Linked DNA regions of Homo sapiens: region 1 is linked to region 2. Evidence: chromatin loops called from intact Hi-C (ENCODE). Cell type or tissue: Caco-2. All regions are shown on one strand. Each heading gives the region's core, and the rest is flanking DNA. Links, peaks and the distances in the headings are about the cores only. Region 1 overlaps STOML3 (stomatin like 3). Region 2 has its middle 13 kb from the start of LHFPL6.

Region 1 (8,339 bases), core at 247-8,246, 640 kb before region 2:
CAGCACCATGGAGGCTGACTTCAGGGATTTGGAAGCATTCATTTCTCCTTCAGCTGCAAGGACCTGAAATGACAGAAATAAAATCGTTCAGAAATAAAAGTTTACACTATAACTAGTTCTTTCTTTTTCTGGGTCTGTATTGATACCCCTCTCCCCAGCCCCCATGTTGCCACATGTGTTTCATCTACTTCTTTGGCGAGGATAAGTTTCACTTCCTAACATAATTAGAGAAATTCAAGGAGGTTGCAGGAAGCAAGGAGGGATATTGTACAAATCGTAGGTCCCTAGATTTTATCATCAAACAAAAATAAAAGTACTCTCTTGAATACAAATGAATACTTGGCATCTACCCTAATAATGCCTGGAAGCACTTTGGAGCCTCACTACTTGCTGCATTCATTTCCAGAGAAGTCTGAAATTTAAGGCCTCTAACTGATGTTTTTATCATTTTTAGTTATCTTAGATGTTTTTAAGTTCATTCTGTTGCCACTTTGGTGTCATTCTTACAAACCGAGAATTGTTTCTAGTTCTCTTGGCTCTTGATTACAAGCAGCAATAAGTGCCAGCCTTGTAACACTGGCAATCTCTTAAGTACATCACTCTTTATAGCTCTCAGACTGTCCAGGAGTGATTCAGCTGCCTCATCTGTGGCCATCTGCCTGTGTGCAAAAGTGATCTCTCTTCTATCATTGCCGAGTCCCTTCCTGGAAGCTGCTGGAGCTTAGCAGATAAACCAGATTTGAGTCAAAGAAACACCTTCATCAGCTAACAAGTAAGTTTCCAAAGAGGATACACAAAGGCTTGGGATCCCAGTAGATTTCTGATACTTCAGGAAAGTTATCCACACAGGCATGAAAGTCAGAATCTCAACAGATTTCAAGGACATTCAGAGCCAGGGTGCACTTACATTTTGTAATTCTTACCTGGATTGTATTTAATTGCCCCCTTTTATTCCAGCAACGTTTAATATACAAGAACAACAATGCGCAAAAGACAGGTTCCATGTTGGCTACATCTAAGTCACCAGCTTTATGAAAATAGAGGTTTCTTAGCCCACTCAAGACTGCTTCAAGCCTGGGTTTGAAGTAAGGCTTGGAAATTGGTATTTTGTTTTGTTTTGTTAAATTCTCCCCAGGGAACACTGATATGCGGCTAGAGTTGGGACCTACTTGGCTAAGTTGCTCAGTACGTTACTGAGCATCCTCTTAACCCAAGACCTGCTACCAAACTTCCTCAAGGTACAGTAAGCTGCTGGTTACCTTTTAATTCAGGGAAAATTCTCAGTAAAACTGTGAAAAGAAACCCCTTTCTCATGCAAATAATTGACAGACCCAATCTTCTGTTCAAGTCCTATCCTTGTTGGCCCCAACACTAGGCAGTTCTCCCTCCATGTGTGAACTGCACAACACTTACCTTGGCTCTCGCTTCCCGGGTGGCCTCAGCCTCGGCTGCCATGGATCTCTGCAACTGCACGGGAATCCGAACATCTTTGATTTCCACTCGGGCCACCCGGATCCCCCACAGTTCGGTGGCATCATCAAGTAAAGTCTGTTTCCAAATTAAAAGGGAAGACTAATAAGAAAGACAGGTGATATGATGTATGTTTCTGATATGTTTTATACTTTCAAGATACATTTTTCTTTTTTTTCTTTTTCTTTTGCATTTACAGCATTTGGAGTGAGACAATTTAGGAAGAGAATAAGAGTTAATATTCTTATTGATCATTTTTTGGAATTTAAAGTGAATCTCTTTAAGAATTCAGGAATTAAATCTGGCAGACCTTTTAGTGGGTGTCTATCAGCAGGATCTACCCCAAAACCAATCCCAAGGAGGTATATGAGATCCATCTAGATTTGAGAAAATATCCCAAATGTGCTTGTACCTGGTATCAAGCAGGCAGCAATGAACGGGTTTCTCAGACAGACCTGGATTTTGCTTTGGCTCTGCCATTTGCAGTTGTGAATCATAGGGACAGTTTCTTAACTTATCTGGCTCTCAGTTTTCTTACCTATAAAAGGTTTTCTTTCAGGACTGTTATTAGATATGGAGACAATACATATAAGATATCTCTCAGTACCCAGCAATGACTCAATGCATATTATTATTGGGTCCTTTTTGAGATATTATTTATCTCGCTCTGTTTAACTTCTGCTCTATGGCCAGCTTTAAAGAAGCAAGGCATATTTTTCAAGGCAGAAGCAGCCTAAAGTCAAAGATACTCTTGTCTTTCGTAAAAGCTTAAAACCATTGAAGATATCTTGCTGGTCATCCTGGAGAAGATGAGTGTCTTGAGAAATGGTAGGATCAAAAGGATAGCTCCCCTAAAGAGGTGGGGGCAGTGATCCCTCCCTTGCCTTTCTGTGATCCCTGCAGGATATGACACCTGAGATACTGAGACCTCACAAGAAGTCAGTGACCTGGCTGTGGATGGGATACCTTTGAGTTGTTAAATTCGTGGGGCACATATAAACAATATGGAGAATTATCATGCAGAACTCCTACTGCCTTATAAAAGCTTGGGACCTTTCCTCTACTGTAGGGACTAGAGGAGAGGCCAAGAAGAACCAAAGCTGAATTTCTTTATATAATTGACTTACAGAAAGGAAGCTCAGAACCCAAATGTAATTCATCTAAGAAAATACAGAAGTATTCTTGTCCATAAACTCGTGTGTGTGAGAGATGAGATCGATAGCTGTTACCTCTTTATTGATATCATAATTATCATTACTATTAATGTTATTAGTGATATTGGTGGCATGGTGTAAGAATTTCTAGAGATGATAGGTCTATGCTGTCTCAATTGAATTTAACTTTCACACTTTATTTAAATATATAGGCTACCTGAGAAATGGCTGCACTTCTGGAATAATCTAACCTAAAAATAAATCTGATCTCTAACTTCTTCAAAAAAGACTATACTTGTAAGACGTTAATTCATAAGTTTGAATTCCAAAGAAAATGGATAAGGAGCACATTTTCAGCAACTGCTTTCTTGCACTCAGATATTTAAATATATTTCTTGCAGTAACAGGTAAGTGAAATCACAACTGAAGCTCACCTCTAGAGCAGTTGTCTGTGTGTGAGTGTGTGCAAGCATGCATGTGGTGGGGGATGCTTTGAACTGCTGACATTTAATAATCACTGATAATTAAAATTAACAAGTTAAAGATACAGGCTATTAGTTCATGGTGTCTTTACCTGGATGCTATGGGCGATCTCTTCTCGTCCAGCTAAGATCTGGGACAAGGTCTGTGTCCCTAAGACATTTCTCAGAGTGGTTTGAGCCAGCAGAAATGTTGCTTGATGGACATCGTTGACATTAGCCACTGCTGAGACAGCACTATAGATTCTGTAATAGACAACTCCATCTACCTGAGTAGTTACGGAGTCTCTGGTGAGGATCTGTGGAGTAAGAACAGGGCAAAATCACTTATTTATGACTTTCACCACTACTGACAAAGTGACAGCCAGCCCAAGAGCCATCCTCCACAGAAGGAGAGCAGTAACGACAACTCATGCTACAGTCACCTAAAACCTGTCCTGGCTTGGATAGAATATCTTCCCAGCTGATACGCAATTCCTCTAAAGATGTCATCATACCTACCCCTGTGACTTCATCTTTAAGAAGCTTTTACATCCTATAGGCAGAAACCCTTGACTTGACATGCTAAGAACAGGCCCTTCCATTTTAAATGTTAACAGTACAGCCCTTGTGTCATTCTATTATCTTCAGTCTTCTAAGCAGAAGTAGAACACTTGTTTCCCTGATACCTGTACTCTTTTTTCTTTTCAGTTTTTATCAGACTTGAAGCAGTGATTCTTAGAAAACATAGATGGCACCAGAGACCATGTAAAGAAAAATCGATTTCGCTCTATGGAGAGGCTCAGCATCAATCATTCTGAATAATGTGACAGGATGTTTTGGAGCAAATGAGAGATTTCTGGGTATACTATGGAAGCAGAACCTAGAACTGTCCATTACAGAGCTAGAAAAGTCCCTACTGTAGGTCACTAAGCATCCCAACCTCTCCTGACTGCAGCTGAATTCTTTCTTTTTTTTTTTTGAGATGGAGTTTGGCTCCGTCACCCAGGCTGGACTGCAGTGGCGCAATCTCTGCTCACTGCAACCTCCGTCTCCCAGGTGCAAGTGACTCTCCTGCCTCAGTCTCCTGAGTAGCTGGGATTACAGGTGCATGCCACCATGCCCAGCTAATTTTTGTATTTTTAGTAGAGATGAGGTTTCGCCATGTTGGCCAGGCTGGTCTTGAACTCCTGACCTTAAGTAATCCTCCTGCCTCAGCCTCTCAAAGTGCTATGATTACAGGCGTGAGCCACCATGTCTGACCTGGGGCTGAATTCAAAAGTAAGTATTCTGCAGTTCCTAAGTGACATGAAGACATCATGTTTGAGTCCTGGTTGAGTTTCCTGAACCAGACAGAAGAAAATTAACATATATTTATAAATGTTGATTTTCGTCTTCTTATCACCATTGCCCTCCCATATCGTAGGTCCTGAATTTCTCTTCCTCTAACCTGAACCACTTTGGTTATGAGAGGGTGATATGATAATTGGTAACTCTATTCCTCTTCCCTATTGCTGAGTTACTATTTTGGTTATTTACTTGTAGTACTTCAAGAATTAAAAGACTTATGTGGGCTGGGTGCAGTGGCTCAGGCCTTTTATGCCTGCACTTTGGGAGGCCGAAGCAGGCAGATTACCTGAGGTCAGGAGTTCGAGAGACCAGTCTGGCCAACATGGTGAAACCCTGTCTCCACTAAAAATACAAAAATTAGCTGGGCGTGGTGACAGGCACCTGTAATCCCAGCTACTTGGGAGGCTGAGGCAGGAGAATCACTTGAACCCGGGAGGTAGAGGTTGCAATGAGCCGAGATTGCACCACTGCACTCCAGCCTGGGCGACAAGAGTGAAACTCTGTCTCAAAAGAAAAAAACAAACAAACAAAAAAAAGACTTACGCAAAATACAAACACAAGTGGGCCCTGTACAGCCTCTCCTCTGTCCTTATGCCTGCCCCCTCTATTGCATCCAAACACAGAAATAATTTAAAGTCAGAAGCAAATGTGACTCATGTGGATATTACAAAAAATTCTGAGAAGGTGATAGAGAGGGTGGTATCAAAACCAGCCACTGCCTTCCATCTGCCCTCTGTCAGATTCAATTCAGCTCCTTCATACAGTGACTGTCTGTCTCTTCCAAGCCTCTGCTCTGTCATTCTCCATCCCAGCTTCCCTGCTAACTAGATCTCTGCTGTCAGGCTTTCTCACACCAGGCCATTCTAAGTCTTCTAGCAATTCAGCCCTTGCTCTTGGCTTCATTCTCATTTGGCAAAACACATTCTTTGTAGTTTTGGGAGCCACCAAGGAAGGGCAATTCAAGCAGGTCTCTGCGGGTACTCAGCTCATCTTCCCTCCTATAGTTTAAAAGTGAACTATAAAATTGTAATTGTCCTTATAATAGAGAAAATACAAGTTTAATTTCGAGTGACATATCCTTAATCAGTACTACCTCTTGTGGAGGAATGTTGCAAGTAACTGTTCGGAGGTCAACTTTGACAAACACATCTATGCATGGCAGGACCAGGATCAAACCTATGAGAGAAAAAATCAGTTTAAAATGTTGCTCTGTTGAAAATAACTACAAGTAGTCTCATAGCAGCATAGTGCATCATTTACATGGGGCGATACATGTTTCTCAGATGATCCTCAATATGCACACATGAAACTCTGAGGAAAATGATTTCATCCTCTAGGTCAGTGACTAAAGAAAAGTAATTGCCTGCGAAGTGAAGTCTTTTGGTAAGAAGCTAAAGATCCCTGACATTTAATTTTTGGTTTTTATTTTTAAAACAATCTACTTCTATCCAAGTGTTTAATTGGACATTAACTAAAAATAATATTCTGACCAATTGTGAAAAGCATCTTTGGGACAAGTGGAAAATTTGAACACAGAATGCATATTAAAAGATGTTAAGGCTGGGCGCGGTGGCTCACGCCTGTAATCCCAGCACTCTGGGAGGCCGAGGCAGGCAGATCACCTGAGGTCAGGAGTTCAAGACCAGCCTGGCCAACATGGTGAAGCCCCGTCTCTACTAAAAAAAAAAAAAAAAAAAAAAAAAAAAAAAAAAAATTATCTGGGCATGGTCACACATGCCTGTAATCCCAGCTACTCGGGAGGCTGAAGCAGAAGAATTGCTTGAACCCAGGAGGCAAAGGTTGCAGTGAGCCAAGATCGTGCCACTGCACTCCAGCCTGGGCAACAAAAGCAAAACTCTGTCAAAAAAAAAAAATTAAGGTGTTCTTGTTCATTGTACTGGTTGTGATAATGGCATATGTCTTAGTCTGTTCAGGCTGCTGTAACAAAATACCATAAACTGGGTGGCTTATAAACAACAGAAGTTTATTTCATATAGTTCTGCAGCCTGGGAAGTCCAAGATCAAGATGCTCATAGATGCAGTGTCTTGTGAGGGCCCATTTCCAGATTTATAGATGGTCATGTGGTGTCCTGGGAGGGACATGACAGCTCCCTGAGACTTCCTTTACAAGGCCACTAATTCCACTCGTGAGGGTGATTCCCTTATGATCTAATTACCTCCCAGGGTCCTCACCTCCTAATATCATTACACTGCTGATTGGGTTCAACCTATGAATTTTGGGGGGACACAAATACTCAGACCAAAGCAGCATGGTGTTAATAAAGTTCTTATCAGCTAGATATACAGACTAAAGTGTTTAGAGGAAAAATGACATGATCTGGTATTCTGTATTTGCTCTAAAATACTGCACCAAAAAAATAAAATATTTTGGAAAGTAGTTTTCTTATAATAAAGATACTTATGTAACAGATTCAAGTAATAGATTTGGCTTTGAATATCAGTGACTGCCAACATTCTCAGTCAATTTAAATAGTAATGAAGGATTATTGAATTAAAATCTTCCCAGGGTCTCACATTCCTCTAAATCAATGTATTCCAGAGTTAATAGTTTATCCACAGCCATGATCTAATTCATGTACAATAGCATTCTCCTGCTGTAAACACATCTACTTCTTTCTGATTTGTGAGGCATTAAGTTGGAGCTGGGTCAGGGAAGGATGGGCATAAGAAAGTTCATTTAAGGACCCTGGGAACTCTTAACATTAACCTGGTGAATGTTGTTCTTTACTGTGAGAGCTACAAAGATTAGAACCACAAGGAATGTCAGCAAGATGGGGACACTAATATATTTCCATTAATCAAAAAGGCTTTGCATTATTGTTTTTGTTTTCACAGCAGAAACCAGTTCTGGGGCCAAACACCGTGTAAAGGGGTGGCAGTATCACCACCCCTTTACACAGTGTTTGGTGAAGTGCTTTCTTTCTTTTGGCCTCTAAACCTTACTTCCATTTTTGGTGCCAGGTCACTGTGGTTAAGATCATGGACCTGAGAACTAGACAGAGTTAAGTCCCAACCTACTACCTAGTAGCCTTGTGACCAGGGAAAACTCACCTAACACTTCGGTTACCTAATATATATAAGCTGGTAGTGAAGATTAAGCATGATTCAACATCATGATGAAATAAAGTACTAAATACAGTGCCAGGTATGTATTAAATGCTCATGAAGTGTCAGTTATTATTCAAGAATAATTTACAATTTATGAAAGTGGAGAGGTTTTCCATTAGCAATTTGGCTTGTTTCCCTCTTGTCCTTATGACATGCTGAGGTAACTCATTAACCCCAGAGACACGTATGACGAGAGTTGTTATCCTGAGACATTTAATAGTGAAATCTTAGGGGAAAATTCATTTAAAAATGGTATATTTTTCTCTAGAGGCCTCCAAGTTCTGTCTGTTCTGCTTCTCTTGGATCCAATTTTATTTTAACTTATAATCTTAGCCCCACCAGGTGGAACACAACCAGGAGGAAGTTAATCCTGGGCTGTTATACCTCAGTTGAATGACTCTTGCTTTGCCAAACTCACAAGAACATCTATAAGTAGTTTTTACCTTCTTTTTCTTAGGTCCTTTATGAAATTAGACAAGTAAGATTATACTTGAAATGGCTGCTGGGCGTGGTGGCTCATGCTTGTAATCCCAGCACTTTGAGAGGTCGAGACGGGCGGATCACCTGAGGTCAGGAGTTCAAGACCAGTCAGGCCAACATGGTGAAACCCCATCTCTACAAAAATTAGCCGCTTATGATAGTGGGTGCCTGTAATCCCAGCTACTCGGGAGGCTAAGGTGAGAAAATCACTTGAACCTGGAAGGCAGAGGTTGCAGTGAGCCGAGATCACGCCACTGCACTCCAGCCTGGGCGACAGAGCGAGACTCTGTCTCAGAAA
Region 2 (8,339 bases), core at 283-8,282:
GATCATGACCAAAGGCACTATAAGAGTTTTTCTGAGCCCCACCCCTTGCCCCAGTTAAAGAACAAAGTTATCTTGCTAAGGGAGTTTAGATTTGTGCCTTTCTAAAAAAATTAACTAGCTCAAATGTCAGTCTCCTTTTTAAAAACATAAAGTAATCTTATTTAAAGTATATTATTAGAAAGGAAACCTCTTTAAGAACAACACATTTTCATCTATTTAGCATGAATTCTATATTGCCTTAAAGAGATACGTTGAGCCAAAATGTTAAAATAAGAATCCCACATAACTCCTGGTCTAAAGAAAAGCATATAAAAATACACTGCTCAGCTGCCTTCAGAGAGATCTACCTTTTCCAAGAAGACTCAGAACGGGCTTCTGACCATCATAATCAGAATGCACTGCCTTCAGGAGCGGAAGGAACACTACATGGGGAGTCAGAAACCTGAGTTCAAATTCTGAGACTGGATCTTCAACATGCTAATTATGACTCAAATATCACGTCTATTATAACCTATTTACTCTCAACAGTGTCTTTATCTAATAAAATTATTCACCATTATATATGATCATTTGCCTTAGATGACATGAATCAGTTCCTTTATTCATATTAGCAATTGGTAGAGCTTGAATTAATGACAGTGCTTGGATTGTAATGCAATTTTCCTGACTGTTAAGTACTTGTTTCTTTATACCAGGCGCCTCCTAGTGGCAGAAATGCAGCAAAAAGGAGATTGAATCTTCAGTAATTTCTCTTCTAGGTGTAGGGATACAGGTTAGATTTCAGCTTAATTTTGTCTGACTTTTCTGTTAATTGATTAGTATCTCAAATGTCTCTACTCTTAACACATTAACATGGGCACAGGCTTGGCTTAGTATAGGTATATTGAAAGTGGCATTAAGTCAGGAGAAGCCCACGTTCTATCTTTGCTATAAGCTCCCTGTCGCTTAATTATATTTCTTCCTTTGCCTTTGTTTTCGTATATGTGGCTATTATTTCTTTCATGGTCATGATTCTCAATCAGAAATTATGTAGAGGTATTTACTTCACAGTTTTAAGTTTTTACTTACACTGCTTTTGATCTGAAAACATTGCAAGTCTTATTTCAACCTGGATATAACTTAGAAAACAAATAATTATGGTGCAGCAAAGAGAGGAAAAGCCTGATTTCCTTGATTCAAAGAAGCCTTTGGGTCTGGCTAAATAGACCGAGAATAAACATCCGGCGTTTGATTGATGCCTCCTAACTTGCAATTTTGTATATAAAGAGACAGAAAAGAGGGAGACACAAAAAGAAGCTCAATGCCACATCTAAACACTAAGGTAGAAGTCAGGAACACCCACTTCTGAGTTTGATGTAGCTGTTAAATTGTTGCTTGATTTTGGACAAGTAACAGTATAAAATGAGGAATCTGATCATCCTTCTGTTCTCTGCTCCCAACAAAGCTGTATGGTTGTCTTAGTTCCTTAGGGCTGCTGTTAGGTTGGTGCAAAAGCAATTGCAGTTTTTGCCATTACTTTTAACGGCAGAATACCATAACAGAATACCATGAATATATGTAACAGAATACTTAACACAATATAACAGAATACCATAAATCAGGTGCCTTCTAAACACAGAAATATATTTCTTACAGTCCTAAAGGCTGGAAAGTCCAAGATCAAGACACTGGCAGATTCAGGGTCTGGTGAGGGCCAGCTTCCTGGTTCATAGACAGCTGTCTTCTCTTGTGGTGTCCTCACATGGCAGAAGGAGCGAGGGAGCTCTCTGGGATCTCTTTTATAAGGGCACTAATCCCATTATGAGGGCTCTGTCCTCATGACCTGACCACCTCCCAAAGGCCCTGCCTCTGAATACCGTCACATTGGGAGTTAGGTCTCAATGTTTGAATGTTGTGAGGGTTATAAACATTCAGCCTATAGCAATGATTTACATAAAGTTTGTGGAATGAGACTGATAAAGTAATTACCAATAGCCAGTCAGGTTGGTATCAGAAAATTTCTTGCTGTAGTATGTTAGCTACGTGAGATAAACTTTTTGAAGATTAAACAAACCACAGCAGGGATATAGGTGAATGAATGCACCATTGTGCCACTGATTAACTTTTCTCCCATTTCTTATTCATATACTACTTAGATAAAATAATACTCTTTAATTTTTTTAAAGCCATAATAATAATTCCATTACACTAATCAGTACTAATCAGTGCTGGAGAACGATGAACAATCTGATGTCAGGCATCCAAATGTACTAAATTCATCCAAACCATCAGTTTTAAATCATTTATTTCCCTACCCAGGTTCTTCATAATTTCTATTCTGCCATCTTAGAAGTTATTTAGTTAAAAACAGTTCAATACATTCAAATCTACAGTAAATGTCTGACAATCTCTTTTAAGATGAATTATAGGGGACAATTGGTTTGCCAGGAGCATGCTAAGGTCAAGACCCTAAACATAACATAGTACAATGAACATAATTCCAATTGCTTTTTTCTGTTTAATATTAAAAAGAAAAGATTTTTTTGTCTACGTGCTTTTTTCAGATTTTCTTCAAGTGTTGACATGTAATAAACTTAAGTAGAAGCATCAGAAATAGCATAATGATTTGCTGCTACCAAGACAGGATTGATCTGAATTTGATTTAGCCATAGAAATACCTCCTGTGAGAGGAAGGCCAGGTGTAGTTTAGAGGAGGCAGATTTGGGCATTGCCACTCCCTGGTTTTCTTATCTCAGGTAAGTTACTTAGTGATATGGTTTGGCTGTGTCCCCACCCAAATCTCATCTTGATTTGTAACTCCCACAATTCCCATGCGTTGTAGGAAGAATCTGGTGGGAGGTGATTGAATTATGGGGGTGGGTCTTTCCTGTGCTGTTCTTGTGATAGTGAATGAGTCTCATGAGACCTGGTGCTTTAAAAACAAGAATTTACCTGCACAAGCTCTCTCTTTGCCTGCTGCCATTCATGTAAGACATGACTTGTTCCTCCTTGTCTCCCGCCATGTTTGTGAGGCTTCCCCAGCCACATGGAACTATAAGTCCAATTAAACCTCTTTCTTTGTAAATTGCCCAGTCTCAGGTATGTCTTTATCAGCAGTGTGAAAAGGGACTAATACACTTAGCCTGTGTCTAAAACTCAATATGCTCATGGGCAAGGTAGAGATAATAATCTCTGCCCATAGAGTTATTCTAAAGACTAAATAAGATAATATATGTAAAATACTTAAAGCCATGCCTGACATGTAGCAACTGCTCAATAAATGGTGGCTATTATTGTATCAATAATAAGTTTTCTCTTTTATTATTCTAGGATCAGTTAGCAAGAAATAATCCAACACAGTCAAACTTACAATAAATGTCTGACTTACCCTTTTAAGATAAATTGTTATATGAAACTAATATGAACCTTCTTTTAAAAACATGATTATTCAACATGCAATCTATTATGTTTTCCACAGTTTATTTTCAAAGAAAAGACAAATTCTGACCAAGTTTTTCATAGAAATAAAAACATCAAACAGTACCCTAATTTTGATGTATTGATCAGCTTACTATCTTGAACAAAATGGTGGCCAATAAAGACTTCTCAATGGACATGATGTCTGATACTTTGATACATTTTAATGAAAATCAAACAATGGAGAAGTGATAGAAATATATGTTTACTCTGAGCTCAAGAAATCTGAGAGAGGGCTGGTCACGGTGGCTCACACCTGTAATCCCAGCACTTTGGGAGGCCGAGGTGTATGGATCACCTGAGGTCAGGAGTTCAGGACCAGCCTGGCCAACATGGTGAAACCCCATCTCTACTAAAAATACAAACAAAATTAGCCTGGCGTGATGGCAGGCACCTGTAATCCCAGCTACTTGGGAGGCTGAGGCAGGAGAATCACCTGAACCTGGGAGGTGGAGGTTGCAGTGAGCCGAGATCGCGTGATTGCACTCCAGCCTGGGCGACAAGAGCAAGACTCTGTCTCAAAAATAAAAAATAAAACATAAAAAAGAATTCTGAGAGAAAAGCCTCCAAAAGTGAGATTTTTCTTGCTCTAATCAAGTCCAACTCTAACTTTGTTTTCTTTCTGCCTCCCTATTTCTGAGCCTATCTTGACAATCCAGTTTAGCAGCCACCTTAGCAGAGACAAAGAAAATACTGGACTCAACAATTTGAGGCCCAGATGGTCCTACTAAGTAACTTTAAGATGTGAAAGCACTTTGGGTTCCATAGAGTACTTTGGGTTCATTAGTACAATCTTGAAATCCTTCTTAAATAACATTAACTCATACATGCAATCAATAGCCCTAACTGATTTATATCAATTCTAACTAACAATTATTTTTGAAAATGAGTTTTGTGGATAGAATACAAAACATACTGTCTCAAAAGTATCCGTGACCTTCTAATTCTTCATATTGTTGTCCATATTTATCATTGCAAGAATAGAGATACATCTGAGTATCAAATGTTTAAGAAAGTCTACTGACAAAACAATAAATTAAATGGAATACTTACCCATGTTTCCACTAAAATAGTCTATATCAGACTTTAGAATTGATATAGAAACCCCCACACAGTGTTTACTTTGATCAGTTTGCAGAAACTGAATAAATATTATGTTTCTTATTTAAATTTTAAAATATCTTCCAGGGAAGAATTTAAATGATAGGTATAGAATGTTGCTTCTTCAGTCTACAGCAAGAGCTTAGTATTTAGGCAAAGACCCCGTGAGGGAGAAGCTACACGGCCGTTACTCAATAGCGACATCTGCTGTTATCACAGGAGTATGCTTTCCCATATTAGGAAGCTCTGCTCTTTGGCAATGGGGTAGCTGGAATGACAGTCAACTCTCAGGCATAAAGAGGCTTATTCTCTAATTTGTGGGTTTTCTCGGTCTTTAGTGACTCTTCATTCCCCCACCTGCACTCTGCCTATTGTCTGAAAGGTTAATCTTAGCTTTCTTACCAGAAGTTAAGTAAGCAGAGAATAAAAACTGAACCTCATATCAATCAATATTGTTCCTGTTATTCGATGGTTTAAAATATACTGTTTCCTGGCCGGGCATGGTGGCTCATGCCCGTAATCCCAGCACTTTGAGAGGCCAAGGTGGGTGGATCACCTGAGGTCAGGAGTTCGAGACCTGACTGACTAACATGATGAAACCCCGTCTCTACTAAAAATACAAAAATTAGCGGGGTGTGGTGGTGGGCACCTGTAATCCCAGCTACTCAGGAAGCTGAGGCAGGAGAATTGCTTGAACCCAGGAGGCGGAGTTTGCAGTGAGCCAAGATCGTGCCATTGCACTCCAGCCTGGGCCACAAGAGTGAAACTCTATCTCAAAAAAAAAAAAAAAAAAAAAATACTGTTTCCTTACAGAAGAATTCCAAATAATATAGGTATATATTTCCCCATCTCCCACTCCACCAAAGAGGTGGAATTTATCCCCCTAACCCTTGAAGATAGACTCCACTGAATGACTCACTTACAAAGACTAGAGTATGGAAAGGGAAAAATAGTAACTTTTCGGTGGAGAAGGCTGGCAGATGCTACCTTAACCCAGTGACTCAGGTGAGCATTGCCAATAATGTCATATGGACACCAACTACACCTGATATTATATGAAAAAAGGGCACTTCAGCATCATGGTTTTCCTTCCAAAATCCCATGACTCCAACAGACCAACCCGGATTGGGGGCTGTCCTACAAAATACCTGACCAGAACTCCTCAAAACTGTCAAAATCATGAAAATCAAGGAATGACTTAGAAACTGTTGCAGAGCAGAGGAGACTACAGAGACCTGAGGATTAAATGCAGCATAGTATTCTGCATGGGATCCTGGAGCTGAAAAAGGACATTAGGAGAAAAACTGGGATATCAGTTTGGTGAAAGTATAGGATTTAGTTAATAGTCCTGTATCAATGTTGGTTTTTTTCATTTGGACATATTTACCATTGTATAACAATGATAACATTAGGGGAAACTAAAACTGAGTGAGGGGTGTATGGGAACTCTTCGTATTATCTTTGCAAATTTTCCGTAAATTTCCAAGTATTCCAAGATACAATTTAAAAAATATATGTATATTAAGAACTTGCTCTATGTCTTTCTCTGTGCTGGACATTCTTGTGGATAACACTTCACTTCTTTTTTTTTTTTTTTTTTTTAATAGAGATTGGGCATCCCTATGTTGCCCAGGTCTCAAACTTCTGGCCTCAAGAGATTCTCCCTCCTCAGCCTCCCAAAGTGCTGGATTATAGGCATGAGCCAATATGCCCACCTACACCTCACATTGATGGACATGGCACAGATTAGAATGTGTTTTCAGATATTTTTTTCTCATGTAAACTTCCACAACAGCCATGTGAGGCAGGCCAGATGGGATTATTTCCATCTAGAGATGAAAAAACAAACTCAGAGAAGTTTTATCCGGCTAAAAGTCATACAAGGAGTTAAATGCAAAGCCAGAACTCACCCACAGGACTTGGCATCATCTTCAAAATGTTTTCTACTCCTCACAACAAGTTTCTTATCTTTAAATTCTAATAAAGAAGAGAGAGGAGGAAGATGGAGGATCGGAGACAGGGCTAACGTGCAGCTCCCATTTGGAAAGACAGAACATGTGGAGACTCACGCCATGGACTTTTGCTCCAGGAACCACCACAGAAAAGTACCAGGAAAACCAAAACAATTCACAGATCCTTTGAAAGAAGTAGCAGGCCACTGCAAATTCCATGAGACAGGTGAAAAGCTGTGAGTTCCCAAAGTGTGAGAGGAGGGGCAAACCTGCCTCCAAACACACATCCCCACTGGGGAACCTGAAAATCCAGATTGTGGGAGAAGGATTTAACCTTACCTAGAGCCAAAACAGATTTAGCATGAATATAAAAGCAGAAGCAGTAGTGGAAAGAGCCATGTAGGAACTCCCAGCCTCCAACTCAAGCCCAGAGGAGCCATCCTTGACTATATCTCACGGGGGCCCTCAGGGAAGGCAGCCAGCAGAATTTGAGAGGAGGTCACAGGGTAAAATAAACTTCCAACTGAACTTTGTAATAATTTCGGCTGTGCACAAAGTGTTGAGCAGAATCTGGGTAGTAAATGGGAACTGCTGCAGAAAGAAGAGCAGAAGACATAGCTGACAGTGTGGGGAGATGGGGAGGGGTGAGGGGCAAAGCCTGAAAGCCATGCTTGCTTTTTCAGCAGAGAAGCTTATAGCCTGGGGCAAGGTCTGAGTCCTGCACTCAGGCTTCCTGGAGATAAACTCAGAGCTGTTAGCAGGGCACACCCAAAGTGAGACCAGCATCACCAACTGTGTGGAAGCTGGGTGAGGCCTATTGCTACCAGCTTTCCCCCACTTCCCTGGTGAAAGAGGCAGCCATAATTCCCTCTAGAACATAACCCCATTGGCCTGAGAATCACCCCCCCCATCCCCCACAGTGGCCACAGCAAGACCCACCCAAAAATAGTCTGAGCTCAGACCCGCCTAACCCTGTCCCCACCTGATGGCATTTCTCTACCCACCCTGGTAGGCAATGACAAGAGACATAAACCCTTGGGAGCTTTATGGCCCTGCCCATTGCCTGAGAAACCTAAATACTGATCCTGGCCAACTTAGGGCAAGCTTACGTCCCCCTTCTACTATGGCAGCTGGTGCTCTTTAAAGCACCACCTCCTGGCTGGAGACCAACCAACTCAGGATATCACAGCAAGTCACGACAGAATAACCTTGCTCCGAGGAAGAAGAAGCTAATTCCATTGCCTGCAACATCCTGGCTAACCAGAGGTCCTGAGTCTCTTCACATGACAACTTCTCTGCTAGCATAATCAGCATTCAAGAAAGCCAGCACATTAAACATATCTACAACCAAGGACTCTCACACAGTCTATTTCACCCCCCTGCCACCTCCACCAAAGCAGGTGCTGGTGCTAGTATCTATAGCTGGGAGATCTGAAGATGGATCACATCACAAGACTTTTTGCAGAAATTCTCCAGGACCAGCCTGGAGCCCACTGGGTGGCTAGACCCAAAAGAGCAATAACAATCACTGCAGTCTGGCTCTCAGGAAGCCCCATCCCTAGGGGAAGGGGTAGTGCACCACATCAAGGGATCACTCTGCAGGACAAAAGAATCTGAACAGAAGCGCTTGAGTTCTAGATTTTTTTCACTGAAATAGTCTACCCAAATGGGAAGGACTCAGGAAAGTAATTCTGGTAATATGACAAAACACGGTTCTAGAACACTCCCAGAACACCACACTAGCTTCCCAGCAATGAATCCAAACCAAGAAGAAATCTCTGAATTGCCAGATGAATAATTCAGCAGGTTGATTATTGAGCTACTTAAGGA

Evidence for each region. Hi-C counts contacts between places; a loop is a spot of excess contacts. Peaks named below come from ENCODE experiments on the same cell type or tissue, not always from the same donor. Only the 100,000 strongest peaks of a DNase experiment are listed, where the experiment ranks them.
Region 1: a loop joins it to region 2, with 19 times the contacts of the local background. A loop is called at or near these places in 11 of 110 quality-filtered maps.

What each region holds. Positions count from the first base shown.
Region 1 is chr13:38,966,987-38,975,325 of GRCh38, forward strand. It overlaps STOML3 (stomatin like 3), which reads right to left. Exons shown (of 7, transcript NM_145286.3): 4 at 5,526-5,608; 5 at 3,199-3,402; 6 at 1,414-1,548; 7 at 1-63. Among named protein-coding and RNA genes, the nearest start is that of STOML3, 20 kb to the right of the region's middle. In Caco-2, for the core only: a CTCF peak has its summit at 3,871; no DNase peak of the experiment used is centred there.
Region 2 is chr13:39,611,525-39,619,863 of GRCh38, forward strand. No RefSeq gene overlaps it. Among named protein-coding and RNA genes, the nearest start is that of LHFPL6, 13 kb to the left of the region's middle. In Caco-2, for the core only: CTCF peaks have their summits at 709 (motif pointing left) and 4,762 (motif pointing left); DNase peaks (open chromatin) are centred at 687 and 4,767.